Regions from separate parts of the Homo sapiens genome. Here region 2 is linked to region 1. Evidence: chromatin loops called from intact Hi-C (ENCODE). Cell type or tissue: heart left ventricle. All regions are shown on one strand. Region 1 has its middle 160 kb from the start of CEMIP2. Region 2 overlaps CEMIP2 (cell migration inducing hyaluronidase 2).

What was found. Peaks named below come from ENCODE experiments on the same cell type or tissue, not always from the same donor. Only the 100,000 strongest peaks of a DNase experiment are listed, where the experiment ranks them.
Region 2: a loop joins it to region 1, with 2.4 times the contacts of the local background. A loop is called at or near these places in 40 of 110 quality-filtered maps.

The regions. Positions count from the first base shown.
Region 1 is chr9:71,599,814-71,607,813 of GRCh38, forward strand. No RefSeq gene overlaps it. Among named protein-coding and RNA genes, the nearest start is that of CEMIP2, 160 kb to the right of the region's middle. In heart left ventricle, a CTCF peak has its summit at 4,840 (motif pointing right); a DNase peak (open chromatin) is centred at 4,838.
Region 2 is chr9:71,700,144-71,708,143 of GRCh38, forward strand. CEMIP2 (cell migration inducing hyaluronidase 2) reads right to left here. Exons shown (of 24, transcript NM_013390.3): 18 at 4,452-4,660; 19 at 499-681. Among named protein-coding and RNA genes, the nearest start is that of CEMIP2, 64 kb to the right of the region's middle. In heart left ventricle, no CTCF peak of the experiment used is centred here; no DNase peak of the experiment used is centred here; H3K27ac peaks cover 454 bases.

The DNA of each region.
Region 1 (8,000 bases):
ATGTGACGTATCTCAAAATAATAAGAGCTATTTATGACAAACCCACAGCCAGTATCATACCGAATGGGCAAAAACTGGAAGCATTCCCTTTGAAAACTGGCACAAGAGAGGGATGCCCTCTCTCACCACTCCTATTCAACATAGTGTTGGAAGTTCTGGCCAGGGCAATCAGGCAGGAGATGGAAATAAAGGGTATTCAATTAGGAAAAGAGGGAGTCAAATTGTCCCTGTTTGCAGATGACATGATTGTATATTTAGAAAACCCCATTGTCTCAGCCCAAAAATCTCCTTAGGCTGATAAGCAACTTCAGCTAAGTCTCAGGATACAAAATCAACGTGCAAAAATCACAAGCATTCCTATACACCAATAGCAGACAAACAGAGACCCAAATCATGAGTGAACTCCCATTCACGATTGCTTCAAAGAGAATAAAATACCTAGGAATCCAACTTACAAGGGATGTGAAGGACCTCTTCAAGGAGAACTACAAACCACTGCTCAATAAAATAAAAGAGGACACAAACAATTGGAAGAACATTCCATGCTCATGGGTAGGAAGAATCAATATCATGAAAATGGCCACACTGCCCAAGGTAATTTATAGATTCAATGCCATCCCCATCAAGCTGCCAATGACTTTCTTCACAGAATTGCAAAAAACTACTTTAAAGTTCATATGGAACCAAAGAAGAGCCCACATTACCAAGACAATACTAAGCAAAAAGAACAAAGCTGGAGGCATCACGCTACCTGACTTCAAATTATACTACAAGGCTACAGTAACCAAAACAGCATGGTACTGGTACCAAAACAGAGATATAGACCAATGGAACAGAACAGAGCCCTCAGAAATAATACCACACATCTACAACCATCTGATCTTTGACAAACCTGACAAAAACAGGATATGGTGAAAGGATGCCCTATTTAATAAATGGTGCTGGGAAAACTGGCTAGCCATATGCAGAAAACTGAAACTGGATCCCTTCCTTACACCTCATACAAAAATTAATTCAAGATGGATTAAAGACTTAAATGTTAGACCTAAAACTGTAAAAACCCTAGAAGAAAACCTAGGCAATAGCATTCAGGACATAGGCATGGGCAAGGATTTCATGACTAAAACACCAAAAGCAATGGCAACAAAGCCAGAATTGACAAATGGGATCTAATTAAACTAAAGAGCTTCTGCACAGCAAAAGAAACTATCATAAGAGTGAACAGGAAACCTACAGAATGGGAAAAAATGTTTACAATCTACCCATCTGACAAAGGGCTAATATCCAGAATCTACAAGAACTTAAACAAATTTACAAGAAAAAATCAAACAACCCCATCAAAAAGTGGGTGAAGGATATGAACAGACACTTCTCAAAAGAAGACATTTATGCAGCCAACAGACACATGAAAAAATGCTCATCATCACTGGCCATCAGAGAAATGCAAATCAAAACCACAATGAGATACCATCTCACACCAGTTAGAATGGTGATCATTAACAAATCAGGAAACAACAAGTGCTGGAGAGGATGTGGAGAAATAGGAACACTTTTACACTGTTGGTGGGAGCGTAAACTAGTTCAACCATTGTGGAAGACAGTGTGGCGATTCTTCAGGGATCTAGAACTAGAAGTACCATTTGACCCAGCCATCCCATTACTGGATATATACCCAAAGGATTATAAATCATGCTGCTATAAAGACACATGCACACGTATGTTTATTGCAGCACTATTCACAATAGCCAAGACTTGGAACCAACCCAAATGTCCATCAATGATAGACTAGATTAAGAAAATGTAGCACATATACACCATGGAATACTATGCAGCCATAAAAAATGATGAGTTCATGTCCTTTGTAGGGACATGGATGAAGCTGGAAACCATCATTCTGAGCAAACTATCACAAGGACAGAAAACCAAACACGGCATGTTCTCACTCATAGGTGGAAATTGAACAATGAGAACACTGGACACGGGGTGGGGAATATCACACACTGGGGCCTGTCGTGGGGTGTGCAAAGGAGGGAGGGATAGCATTAGGAGATATACCTAATGTAAATGACGAGTTAACGGGTGCAGCACACCAACATGGCACATGTATACATATGTAACAAACCTGCACGTTGTGCACATGTACCCTAGAACTTAAAGTATAATTTAAAGAAATGAAATTGTCTCTTTTAGAAGATTAACCCAAGTTTACAAAATTTTCTCTTTTTTAACCGCAATCTCAGCCAAAAAAAAACCCACAACACAGCCCTTTTTGGATATTATTTGTTACATATACTACATTTCTTAAGCAAGTTAAAATAAAATTATTTCTGCGAACTTTTTCAGCATTGCACTGGTTAAAAATACAGCCCATTGTCTTTTCATGCTATGTATTTTTTTCCCTTGGCTTTAAAATATTGGGAGTTATTTTCAACTACTGAATGATTGATCAAGGAAAAGCACTCTTTTCTCTGTAATATGAAGTTTTCAAGTCAATATTAATAACTTCTTTTCCATATAATTTTAGGACATCTAATCTCCTCCACAAATCTCTGAAAATAGCCAAAACTCAAAGTATCAGGAGGAAAAATCCGTATCAATAGCAGTATCTTCATTATGTTTCATGTTTTTTAAAATTTACCAAACAGTTCTCATCTTAGCAAGAGCCTGGCTAGCTTGTTTATAGAACATTTTGTAGTTTGCTAGTTTGATGTTGCTAGAAGTGATTCAGAAATGTGTGACATTGAAACTGCCTTTGCATAAATTATAACAGAACATGATGGTAGTAAAAGAGATCTGATCTAACCCACTGCCCTCCCCATCTTGCCTTTCCCTTAAGAATTCCTGGGCTTAGGCTAAGCTAACTTTGGTAGACATTGAATTTATAGTTCAAATGATAATAGGACTTTCACAAAAACTCAACCACCTTTGTATAGATAACAAAAGGCCCTCATGCTAGGGGGAGGAGAGGAAACTGAATTCTGCTAAGGTGTAGACTGGTCACAAAATATGCAAATTTACTGTTGTAGATTGACCTTTTGAACTATCTTTTCAGGTTTTATATACATGTGACACCCATGACTCCACCTGGACTCACTGACTGATGATTTCACACTTCCATGCCCCACCTAGAAGCACCTCAGTTCTAGAGGACAGCTTCAACAACCCTATGGTTTCATCTTGGACCCAACAAATCAGCAGTAAGGCCTAGCCACCCCCATCACTTCCCCCAAACTGCCTTTGGAAAAAAACCTAACCTACAAGCCTTCAATATGATTGATTTGAGTAATAACTCTGTTCTTCTCCCACATGGGGTGGCTGGCCTCACGTCAATTAAAATCTTTCTTTACTGCAAAAACCCAAATAGTCTATTCATCTACATTATGGAAATTAATATATTTTGCTCTATAAACTGGTTCTTGGCATTCTCAGCCATATTCACTACTTTTTTTTTATTATCTAGCACCCATGAAGCTATTAAAGTAATTTTTTCAAGATTGGGCATTTTATTCCAGGGAAAGTATTTGTAATAGATTCTAATTTATGAATTTATTCAAATTTAATATCTGTAGGCAGGATCATCTCTGGATATTAAATACTTGGAAAGTTTATATTCCATGAAGTCAGAAGTCTGACCTCTAAGCATGGGCCTACCACTTCTCGGCCTGGTGATCATGAGTAAATCAGTTTTCCAACCTGCAATTTTTAATTTGCAAAATGGAGATGATGGTAATACCTACCTCATAAGACTGTGGTGAAAATTTAATAAACTTATACATGTAATAAGCCAAACATAGCTCCTGGCATATGTAGACATTCAATAAATGCTATTTTCAAAGAAACTAGGGGTGAATAATTTTACATCTTTAAATAAGGAAAGTTTTTCCATGCAATGGTGCTAAAGCCAGAAACCATAAATGAAAATATTACTGTATTTAACTGCATAAAACAAAGTTTTTAAATAACAAACACATTGCAATCAAGGATAAAAGATAACACCTGGAGAAAAAGATTTGCAACATATGTGCCAGGAAAAGGGTAAATACCCATAGTGCCTCAAGTTCTTATAAATCAGCACAAAAGAGAAAGAAAAAAGGGTAAAAAAAAAATGAATAAACAATTTAAAAAGAAATAGGGCTAGTAAATATATGAACAGATGTTCAGCCTCACTAGTAATCAAAGAAATGCAAAAAAAACAACAGATTGGTTATAATTAAAAAGATGGACAAAGCCCAGGATTTGCAAGTGTGCAAGCAATAGGCTGCTCTCACACACTTCTGGTAAGTATATTTATTGATCTAGTCTCTTTGGAGGGTGATTTAGTGATACATTCCAAAGTTCAAAAGATGTAGTCTCTTTTCTTTGTTATGTTAATGTTTGAATACTCTACACATTTCAGTATATTACTAAAATATTCTATATAAACATATTCTATAATATTTTATGTATTCTACTATCAGACAAAATAAAGCTAGCTTCGTTTTGGAAAATTAAAGTAGTTTCCTTCCCTTCTTCTTAGGGTTTTTATGAAAATAAAATTATATTCTCTTCCATATGAGATCTCAGGCAGCCTTATAGGGAGTGAGTGGTCATTGCGGTAATGATTGCTAATATCCCTGTGGCAACCTGCGGATTGCAAAGTATGCCACTTACCTTAATCTTACAACTACTGAACATAAACAGAGCTGGAATTATTACTGATCCCTTATAAATGATTATGAGCCTCAAGCCTCTTTTAATTCCCAAGTCAAATCAGGCACTGCCCCAAAGACTGTTCAAAAGAGGAAAATGGCCAATATTCAGGGACCTGGACCACCTTCTCCACTGGCTATCCCCCAGGGGGCGCTCAACTGACAGTAAATTAGACCTGCAAAGCATCTTCAGGCTCTCTTGCCTGTGGTTCCTTTACCATCTGTTGAATGGTAAAGAAAATCTCTCCTCATTTCAAGTTTATAAAACAAGTCTTTTTTGTTGAAGCTCCTTATCAGATCTGTCCATGGGGCATGAGAATTTTCCCTTTATTCCTCATAAGGCTTGAAATTTTCTTTGTCATCTATGCTCCCATCAGAAATTATGCTGGGAAAAACTATGACTAGGCAAATGACCCTGTAGTGATTCCAGACATCAAGTTCATGGAACCTTCACCCTTGCCCCACCTCCACCCCTCCATACCCATCAGGCCACCTTCCTGCATTAGATATTCAATATGATTATCCGCTTTTCTTCTCACAATGGTTTTTCAAGAAGGGATGTGAGAAAACACACATACACACACATACACACACACACACACACACACACACAGCTTCTGAAGCTCATTTATATCATAGCATAAATGATGCCAACAGCAACAGCATTTCATAACCATGGAACCAAAAATGCAAGGTAAAATAATGAAGTTATTGTAGGTGAGATTTCAGGGTATTCAAATATTGACAAATCATTTTGAGGTGGGTTATTTCTCACATCACATGAATAATGATGGTGCCACATAACATAAGTCCAGAGAACCTAGGCCCAGCTTTAGCTAGACGTAGGTATCTAAATTCTGTTAATCAGTAGATTCTGAAAGTTAGGGAATTTTTCTGAAATTCATTCTAATCTTCTCTATGGGACTTTATAATCTCACCGGCAATTGTTTGACTGTTAATAGCTGATATGAGCATCAAGTTTAGGATGTTCTAAAAGCCTTAAGGGACTTGAATAGTTTCTAACAGCTAGAGAAAAATATGCCAATGTACAGAAGTAGCAACTTTCTGGCCTGAAAGAAATCATAGTAATTACTACAAAAGAGCTCTATTAATGAAATCCTTCATTTTTTAAGTTAACAAATAAAGGTCAGGTATACTATGGTGTAATAGCATGGAGTTAATGAAAATAACAATGCAGGCCTATACTTGAGGACATAGAAAGCTGTCCATGATATTTTCAAGTAGGTTACAAAAATATGACTACTACAGCCCCTTTTTTGTAATGTAATAAAATAGGGGCCAGACGCCTGTAAATCCCAGCACTTTGGGAGGCAGAGGCGGGTGGATCACCTGAGGCCAGGAGTTCAAGACAAGCTTGGCCAACATGTTGAAACCCTGTCTCTACTAAAAATACAAAAATTAGCTGGATGTGGTGGTGGGTGCCTATAATCCCAGCTACTCAGGAGGCTGAGGCAGGAGAATCACTTGAACCCAGGAGGCGGAGGTTGCAGTGAGCTGAGATCATGTCATTGCACTCCAGCCTGGGCAATGAGCAAAACTCCATCTCAATAATAATAATAATAATAATAATAAAATAGGGTTTTATTTTGGAGAAAGAGGAATTAAAGTGGTATCTTTTCATTCTCAATAATCCGTAGTTCCAAGTCATCCTATATCTTTAGCATCAAGATCCATGTTGTATGACCTTAGGGAGGCTCCGACAGAATGTAGAATGGACACTCCTTCCAATAGTAGGAAGCCACCTGAGACTGCTCCTTACAGAATAATGGTTAAAGAAAGAATAAGGTAACAAGGTAGAGGACACAGATTCCCAGGCCTCCTCTATTGGGCTGATGCCTCAGAGAGGAGGAGGTGAGAGCCCACCTGGCAGATAGTTTGAAGAGAATGCAGAAGACAGAAGGACTTTTTCTCTGCTTCCTTCAAGAAACACTGAATTGCTGCAATGTTTTCCTCTGTACTTTTAAAAGAAAAACTTCAGCCAAATTAAATTTAAAGTTTAATTGAGCAATGAACAATTCACGAATCAGGCAGCCCCCAGAATCACAGCAGATTCAGAGAGACTCTATGGATGCCTCAGGTTCAGAACAAATTTATAGACAAACAAAGCAAAGCGATGTACAGAAATTGGAAGTGAGGTAGAGAAACAGCTGGATTGGTTACAGATTGGGGTCTGCCTTATTTGAACACAGTTTGAACACTCAGCAGTGTGAGTAGTTGAAGTATGGCTGCTGGGATTGGCCAAGACTCAGCTATTGTTACCGGCACATACTCCTAAATTAGGTTTTCAATCTTGTCTACCTATTAAGTTAGGTTACGGTTAGTCCACAAAGAGTCAAATATAGAAGTACAGAGTCCTTGTCAGGCCATACTTAATTCACTTTAACAATTCTTAATAGGCATCATATAAGAAGTGAACATACTGTTGGAAAATAAAAAAGACAGATGGCCTCCATTGTATCCAACATACCATAAGGGCAAAAATGAACACACACAATTTTGTATGTAAGAATTGGGGGTAAATAGAACTTGCCCAGTAGAAATGAAAAAAGTAGAGCGAGATAAATAATGTGGCATATGACTTAGAGGAGATGATCTTCCAACTTGATCTGGCAGCAAACTTTTCTCCCCTATAGTAGATAGATGCTCCATCTCAATTCAATGCCCTAGCCACTTTTTGCCAAGAGAAATTGACTCAGTTCTCTAAACTAGACAATAGGCCATCTATAGGTTTCAATTACTCACAACGAGTGGTCTGATGAGTAGAAAAAAAAGTGTATTCAGTGATCAACTCAAAGAAGAATCTTCCCTAAGGAAATTTTGATTAGGATTCTCTAATAGCACAGCCAAAGAGAAGATCTAGAAAAAGCAGGCTATGATTAGCAAATAGGGGAGATAAAAAGGATGAAAATCTCATGGTTTGAATTTGAAAACTGCTTATGTGCCATTTAACACAATAATATGTTGCCAAAAACAGTCAGGCTGTGGAAATCATGACCTGTAATCATCAAAAATAGAGCTTATGTTGTCTTCAGCCCCAACAAATTTAAATTTAGGACAGATGATATTTCTAGCCTCATCTCAGCCAAGTCAAAGAGATTGTTTTCCTAATTGTTCCTCGAGTATGCTTTTCTAAGAACGAAAACCTTTACAAATGTAATTGACTCTTCTAACCAACTGGAGTTGCCAGTTGGTTCTGAGCCGAAGGCCATGTCCAGGGAGTTCCGTAAACTTTGTTCCGTGCCAAGTATATAATTCTGGTCTCTAAACTTTCACAATATGCTTTGAGAAAGT
Region 2 (8,000 bases), 100 kb after region 1:
AGGACCCCAGAAGAACAGGATTGGAATTAAAAAGTGGAAAGATGCAGCCTAGAGAAAGTTGAAAGCAAATATTCCACAGTTACACAGTGATTTTCAAAAACTCAAGGTCAACTTGTAAGATAGCCTAAGTCAGGAAGAGAAAAATGAGCTTTCACTGAAATATGAACTATATCACATGTAAATAATCATATGAAGAACATTATTATGGGAAAAAATTATTGTAATTTCCAACTGGGCCTACTGATTCTTCATCGACAAGGGATAATTTCTTTCTCTAAATTGCCTCAATACGTATACAGCAAACATCTTCACTCGATCCCTACTGCCAACTATAATTACGAGCCATTCTAGTTCCCCTCTAAACCTCTAATAGAGAAGATGTGCAGAGAATTACCCACATCAGCTGCTTCACTAAACAGCCGCGATGCTGAAGAACTAGCAATTTCACCATTAAAGAAAAATAGGAATAATTCTCATTCCCTGGTTTCACTGAATTACCCCGTGCTGGAGTCAAAATAGAATTTCCTCTCGGATTGCTTTCTTTGCAGTTCTTCCAGTGAATGCACAGGCTCATATTCTTCGATTTTGGATAATGAGCCATTCTGCCGCTGCAAATAGCCAAAGGTAACTTGAAAACTTGTGTTTGATGGATAGCAAAGGCCAACTCGAATCCAGTCATTCCTTTAAAGGAGAAACATAAAAAAATTAGTTTACACTTCAGCCATTATCTGTTAAGTACTATAGCGTATGCAGATAACTGTCCTTCATGTGCCACTTCTTCCACTTCCTGCCCATAGTTTTCTCCTCCTTAAATTTCTTCTGTGTGTTGGGCCACTGACAGTGGAAGTTCTGAACCATGGCATACTAACAAATCACCCACCTTCATCTGTTGCTCAAATTTCTCATATCAATAGATATACAGCAAAAATATGAGCCTTTACAATTTTTTTTGTTTTTGTTTTTTTGTTGTTGTTGTTTTTGAGATGGAGTCTTGCTCTTTCACTCAGGCTGGAGTGCAGTGGCGCGATCTCAGCTCACTGTGACCTCCGCCTCCCAGGTTCAAGCAATTGTCCTGCCTCAGCCTCTCGAGTAGCTGGGATTACAGGGGCACAACACCATGCACGGCTAATTTTTGTACTTTTAGTAGAGACAGGGTTTCACCATGTTGGCCAGGCCGGTCTCGAACTCCTGACCTCAAGTGATCCGCCCACCTCAGCCTCCCAGAGTGCTGGGATTACAGGCGTGAGCCACCGTGTCCAGCCCTAAAAATTCTTAGTTTTAAGAGGATTTGAAAGAACATTAAAAAGTTGGATAAAACAGACTTAGACACTCTAAAAAGATAAGAAAATTAAGTGAGATGGTTGGGTATAGGTGTACAAGATAGAAACACTAATATATGGAGAGTGGAACTGTACATTGGCAAAAGCATTCTAAATAATTTTTTTGTTTATAATTTTACCTTTTATAAATGTATTAGGATGAGTTCCTAGTGGGAAAATTGCTGTATGTAAAGGTATATGCCTTTTTAAAGCTTTTGATGCATATCACTAAATGGCCCTAGGATTTTCTTAGTGTCCTTAAATATAAAATTAATCCTTTTTAAAAATTAAAAACATTTCCACTTTTTATCATTTTCTCTCTTTTTTGACCTTTTTATTATAGTAAATATACCTAGGATAAAATTTACCATTTTAATAATTTTTAGCCATATGGTTCAGTGGCAATAAGTACATTCTCAATGTTGTTCAATCATCATCACTATTTCCCAAACTTTTTTGTCATTCTAAAAAATGTTTAAATAATATGTAACAAGGCCTTAAAATTCTTCACATAGCCAGGCGGAGTGGCTCATGCCTATAATCCTAGCACTTTGGGAGGCTGAGGTAGGTGGATTACTTGAGTGCATGAGTTCAAGACCAGCCCGGGCAACATGGCAAAACCACATCTGTATAAAAAGTACAAAAATTAGCTGGGTGTGGTGGCATACGCCTGTAGTCCCAGATACCTGGGAGGCTTAGGTAGGAGGATCAACTTAACCCAGGAGGCGGAGGTTGCAGTGAGCCAAGATTGCACCACTGCATTCTAGCCTGAGCAACAGAGCAAGATGTTGTCTCAAGGAAAAAAAAAAAAAAAAAAATATTGTTCACCTAGGTTTTCAAGTGAAAAAAATAACCCCACTAAAGAATAACTAGAAAATGCAGACAAAAGATAGAAAAGATGTTCTATGAATTATTGTCTATAATAGCAAAATGCGGGGGGGCGGGCAGGAGAAACAACCTAAATGTTCATGGGGTAAGGGGGGTAGTTAAAAAAATTATGGCACATCCATAGACACAAAGCAACTTGAGGTTAGAAAGAGGGGAATGTACTATATATGTTTACAATGCCTCGCTTTGGTTAGGAGAACTGTAGATTATTTCCATTTTCTTTATGTTTTTCTATATTTTCCTTATTTTGTTTAATGAATAAGTACTGCCTTCATAACTTCTAAAAGTGTTATTTTCAGAAATGGCATTATGACAAAATCTATGACTTCCCTATAATTATCTTAAATTGAGGGGTAAAAAATTGTCCATCTCTTCCTTTTGCCTCTGACCATCGTGTAATTTTTATAAACTTTCAGCTAATTAAACAAGTATGACTGAATTTCATGCCCATGTGGATTTTTGAAACTTCTAGGCTCAGCATTTTTTTTCACTTTAAAATGTCTTTACTTGCTCAGTATCTGATGGAAAGGTATGCACGGTACTTTACAAAACACTGCATATCATTTTATTGTCATACCTCACCTCCAATTCATAATTCTGCCCAATATAACTTATAGAGTACTGATCACCCTTTGACATTTCTCCATCCTCTCTGACAATTGTTTGTTTCTTTCATTGACTTCTCTGCAACTCACTGATGATATTAGATTGGGCTTTCAGAAATCTCACTCTGGCCACAATGTGGACTAAGGATTGGAGGTGGGGAGACTGAAGTGGGGACTGCTCCACGGAGCCAGGCAAGAGATGGTGAGGGCTTGACTTAGCCACAAACACTGTGGGTAGAAAGAAGTGGACAGATTTAGATGACTTTAGGAGCTGGAACCAACAGGGTGCAGTTACGGATAAGATGGAGTGATGAGGGAAAAGGAAGAGACAGGAATGAGTACTGGCCTTGGGGCTTGGTTGACTGTGTGGGTGGGGCACAGAGGGCCGCAGCAAGGATTACAGGAAAACAGTAACAGTAATGGTAACGGTTCAGCTCAGAGCACATGCCAGAGCCCTAACAATCTCAGAACAAGGGCATCTGCCACGATGTTCATCATCCTTGGAAGTGACTTTCTTAAAGCTGAATTCCTACATGCTCTAGTCCTTCTATGTTCATTTCAACTGGATGTTTTAAGAGTGTTCTGACAAGTCAGGGCTTGATGACGACTCAGGTGAACAAGCCATTTCAATTTTTCAGGTACATATCTCAGCAGTTTCATGGAGTCGCATGGGTTAATAGCCACATGTATCTAGATTGATAAGATACATGTGGTTTACCCCTCCCTTTCTAAATAGTCCCATCCCACCTTCCTTGTTTCACCTTCTGTCATTTCCCCTGACACACTCTATGTCCCCATCACACTGACTCCATCATTTCCCCCAGGAGAACTGGCCCTTTCCCAACACTGTGCTTTTATTAATATAACAAGACAGATTGCTTCATCAGAATCATTCCTCACTGCAGCCTGGCTCAACTCCCTTAGGCAGAATTATTTAATAGTTGCTCTATCATTTGTCCACTAAAAAATAGCTTTGGTTTATCTATCTACTTGAGTTTTTTCTACCTGTCTACTCTGAACTCCTAGAAGGCAAGTACTTCTCTCATTCACCTTTATGTCAACTTACACACAATAAACACTTGAATAAATCAATTATAAAAATAGCCCCTTGGATTGCCTGTGATTAGAACAGACAACTGAGAAATCAAGAAGGGATAAAATAGTGCTTTCAGGCAGGGCTAGCAAATACCTGGCCTTCATGTCCCAACTCTTTCACTTCTTGCCCCTAGCAGGCATTACTAATCCATCCCACTACTTTCTTCTGCCAAGTCTAAACTCAGCCTCAAAAATCTTTTAATTTTTCAGGTAAGCAAATGCTCCACTGGAAGAGCATAGAAAACTACTTCCCATCCCAGCTAGAGGGAATTAAAGCATTCAGCAGTATTAAAACCTATCGTTGAATGGCTTTATGTGCATAATAACTTGACCACAGAGAAAAAAAAAGCTTTTGAAATGACAGGATTCAATTTGTATAATCTCTTTAATTCCATCAACACAAAATATACAGCCTCCCCACAAGAGAAGCAAAGTATGTAAAATTGGCTTTCTTTGCTTGCTGCAAAGGAGACATAAGTTATTCTTTTTCTCCACTAAATTACTACTTGCTCAACTATTTGAAATAACAGTAACAGAAACATACTTGTTGAAGTTGACGAGGTATAGAAATGTAGTCCGTGGTGCCGGCCCATTCCAGTGGATGGTATAACCCTTCTCCAGCATGACGACAGGCTGGTACTGTGGAAAGGCAGCCTTCTGATTAATACCTCGGAGCACCATAGGGTTGGACGGATACTCATCTCGTGTAATGGTCATAGAAAGATTCTGAGTGCTCCATGTCTGTACATAGACCTTGAAAAAATAATCAAGAAGTAAAGGGAAGAGAATGAAAATTTAAACAGCTAAAAAGACATTTTCAGCACAAAGTCAAGTGTCTCAACTTTGAAAAGGGAGATTCTGTGATCTGTGCCAGACTAAGTGAGCAGCAGCCAACTACATCCTCAGCCACTTATAGTGCAGCCTACTTAAACTAGAAATGGTAAAAACAGACCATGTGCTCTGCTAGCCAAGATCTTCATCATCGCTTCCACCACTACAGGCCAGCTTATTCATCAGAATATAAAACTTCTGTGGCTTATACAGCTTGTCAAAGAAATCTCTCAGTCTAAAGAACACACATACAAAAAAAAATTAGTAAACTAATGTGAAAACTGATATCCTCTACTCAAATCTAAGAGACTTTCTTCTAAACCAAGAGATGAAAAACTTATATATCTTAGAGCTTTGGCTTTCAATTTTCCATGACCTACGTCAGCCCACAAAGCCATTTTTCACCCATTCAAAAAAAAAAAAAGTTATAAAGTACTGTGCAACAACTGAAAAAACATTAAACTGAGACAAATTTGAAAGTCCTGAATGTATTCCAGTGGCATTAGAGCTACTTGCCATGCCAAAACAAAGCCATCCCCAAATGTATCCTACAAAGGAAAATTCTTAGAACAAATCTCCTAAAACAAATCAGTATCTGTAACCAAATTCTCCAGAATATTAAAGCAGCAGCAGAATATTGACATTTAATCTACAATACTTCTGTATTTTTCCCTGTCATTTCTATAATCTTATCCATATTGACTCCTCAATTTTATGTCCTTTTTAACTACCTCAATTATTTAATACTCTACTGACACCGCTTAAAGATTTAAAATAGACAGGAAACATTTTTAAGACTATTGATTGTCTTCATTTAAATATATACTCAATATATAATATATATTAATTTAAACATACTTATGTTTAACATATATTTATATATATTTATGTATATGTATATTTACATGTACATTTATATATGTGTATGTGTGTGTGTATATATATATAGGAGGCTGTACATACACTGCATATCTGTCCCCTGCCTTAGTAACCTTAACTCTCCCTATATCACCATCTTTCTCCCTGAGTACCTTTATCCCTCAGGTCATTAAAAAGCACATATTCGGCCAGGCACAGTGGCTCATGCCTGTAATCCCAGCACTTTGGGAGGCCGAGGCAGGCAGATCCCTGGCGGTCAGGAGTTCGACACCAGCCTGACCAATATGGTGAAATCCCGTCTCTATTAAAAATACAAAAATTAGCCAGGTGTGGTGGCGGGTGCCTGTAATCCCAGCTACTTGGGAGGCTGAGGCAGGAGAATTGCTTGAACCTGGGAGGTGGAGGTTGCAGTGAGCCAAGATAGCACTATTGCACTCCAGCCTGGGTAACAAAAACAAAACTCCATCTCAAAAAAAAAGGAAAAAAAAAAAAAGCACATATTCCACTAAAAAATATTTACAAATAGTTAAATCATGATCATTCTATCTTGAGATCCAATTGCTCCCATTTTTGGCATACTACATCATTTCTAAGTAACAACAAATGGCTGCAGAACTGGGCTTCTGGCCCAAATTTCAAATTCTCAGGAGTAAATTTCTGGTCCATAGTCCTACGATTCCCAGTGCCCCCTGAGGAGTATTAGATGACTTATTTCTTTCTTCATCTATAAACAGAATTACTACTCTGATTTGTAATATAGATCAGGTTAATATTCTCAAATACATTAGATATTCAAAGGACTGAATGCTTTACTGAGTGAATGTTGAATAAATGAAAAATATGTCACATTGGTAGTTGCAATGGTAATTTATAAAAGAGCTACCATAACCACATATTTATAGAAACATTTATGATCACTTAAAAAATATAGTTTTCATTAGTGTGTACCTGCCACTTTAAGACAGACAGATAGATATACGCACACATGCATGAATACTCATGGCTGGCAAGAACTTTAGCCAAAACTGTAGCTACAAAAAGGCTAAAAGCTTATTATTTATTTATTTATTATTATTATTATTTTTGAGACAGAGTTTCGCTCTTGTTGCCCAGGCTGGAGTGCAATGGCATGATCTCAGCTCACTGCAAACTCTGCCCCTGGGTTCAAGCGATTCTCCTGCCTCAGTCCCCTCGAGTAGCTGGGATTACACGTGCCCACCACCACGCCTGGCTAATTTTTTCTATTTAGTAGAGATGAAGTTTCACCATGTTGGCCAGGCTGGGCTCGAACTCCAGACCGCAGGTGATCCACCTGCCTCAACCTCCCAAAGTGCTGGGATTACAGGCGTGAGCCACCATGCCCGGCCTTAGTTTTTATTTTCTAGTTTTGTTTCAGTTCTAGAACGTCTATAGTTCCTAGGCATTGATGGGTAAACTTAATTTGGGGAAGGCAATTCTGATTAAGAATAAGATAAATGGAAAAAATAAATCACATTATAAACCATGTTCCTTTCTTCTTTATTCTACTGTAGTTAATTCTCCATCCCTTCTGGGACTTAGGCAAGTATTACTTTTTTTTTTTAGTATTTTTTATTTTTGCTCATGGAAATGAGAAATCCCATAGCAATAAAGAAGCTAATACCCCCACTAAAATAAACCAGAAAGTCTCTCCCGTCTTTATTCCTCTTAAGCCCTTTGTTTAGTCTATAGATAAGGATCTAAACTTTTTAAGTTTTAAAATTTAAAAATCACCTGCTTTAATTGTCGTAATTCAAAGTCAGAAGAACAAAGAAGAATTCTGATCCAAGAAGCTCCAATTATTGAAAGCTCAGGTGGTGGAAACAACATGTAATTCAGGGGGCTCAGAGAAGTGACAAGCGGGAGCCCGAAAACACACCTTTGACCGGCAAAGTGAGCAGAGCTCAGTAGAGGGGAAATAGCACAGCACGGATCCTCCCCAGGAAGAGCCCATGCTACGAAAAGAACATCTAGCAGCAAATCAAAGAAAGGGGCTTCTTTCCTGTCTTTAGGGCTATCACAGCCCAATTCTATGTGGAAAATCCCTTGCTCTTCCTCTAATTCTCGTCTCCATGTTCTGATCATCTATTTCCTTTATCTCCTCTGACAGTCTATTATTAAATCCTGGCCGGGCGCGGTGGCTCACGCCTGTAATCCCAGCATTTTGGGAGGCCGAGGTGGGCGGATCATGAGGTCAGGAGATCAAGACCATCCTGGCTAACACGGTGAAACCCCGTCTCTATTAAAAATACAAAAAAACTAGCCGGGCATGGTGGCGGGCGCCTGTAGTCCAGCTGCTCAGGAGGCTGAGGCAGGAGAATGGCGTGAACCCAGGAGGCGGAGCTTGCAGTGAGCCAAGATTGCG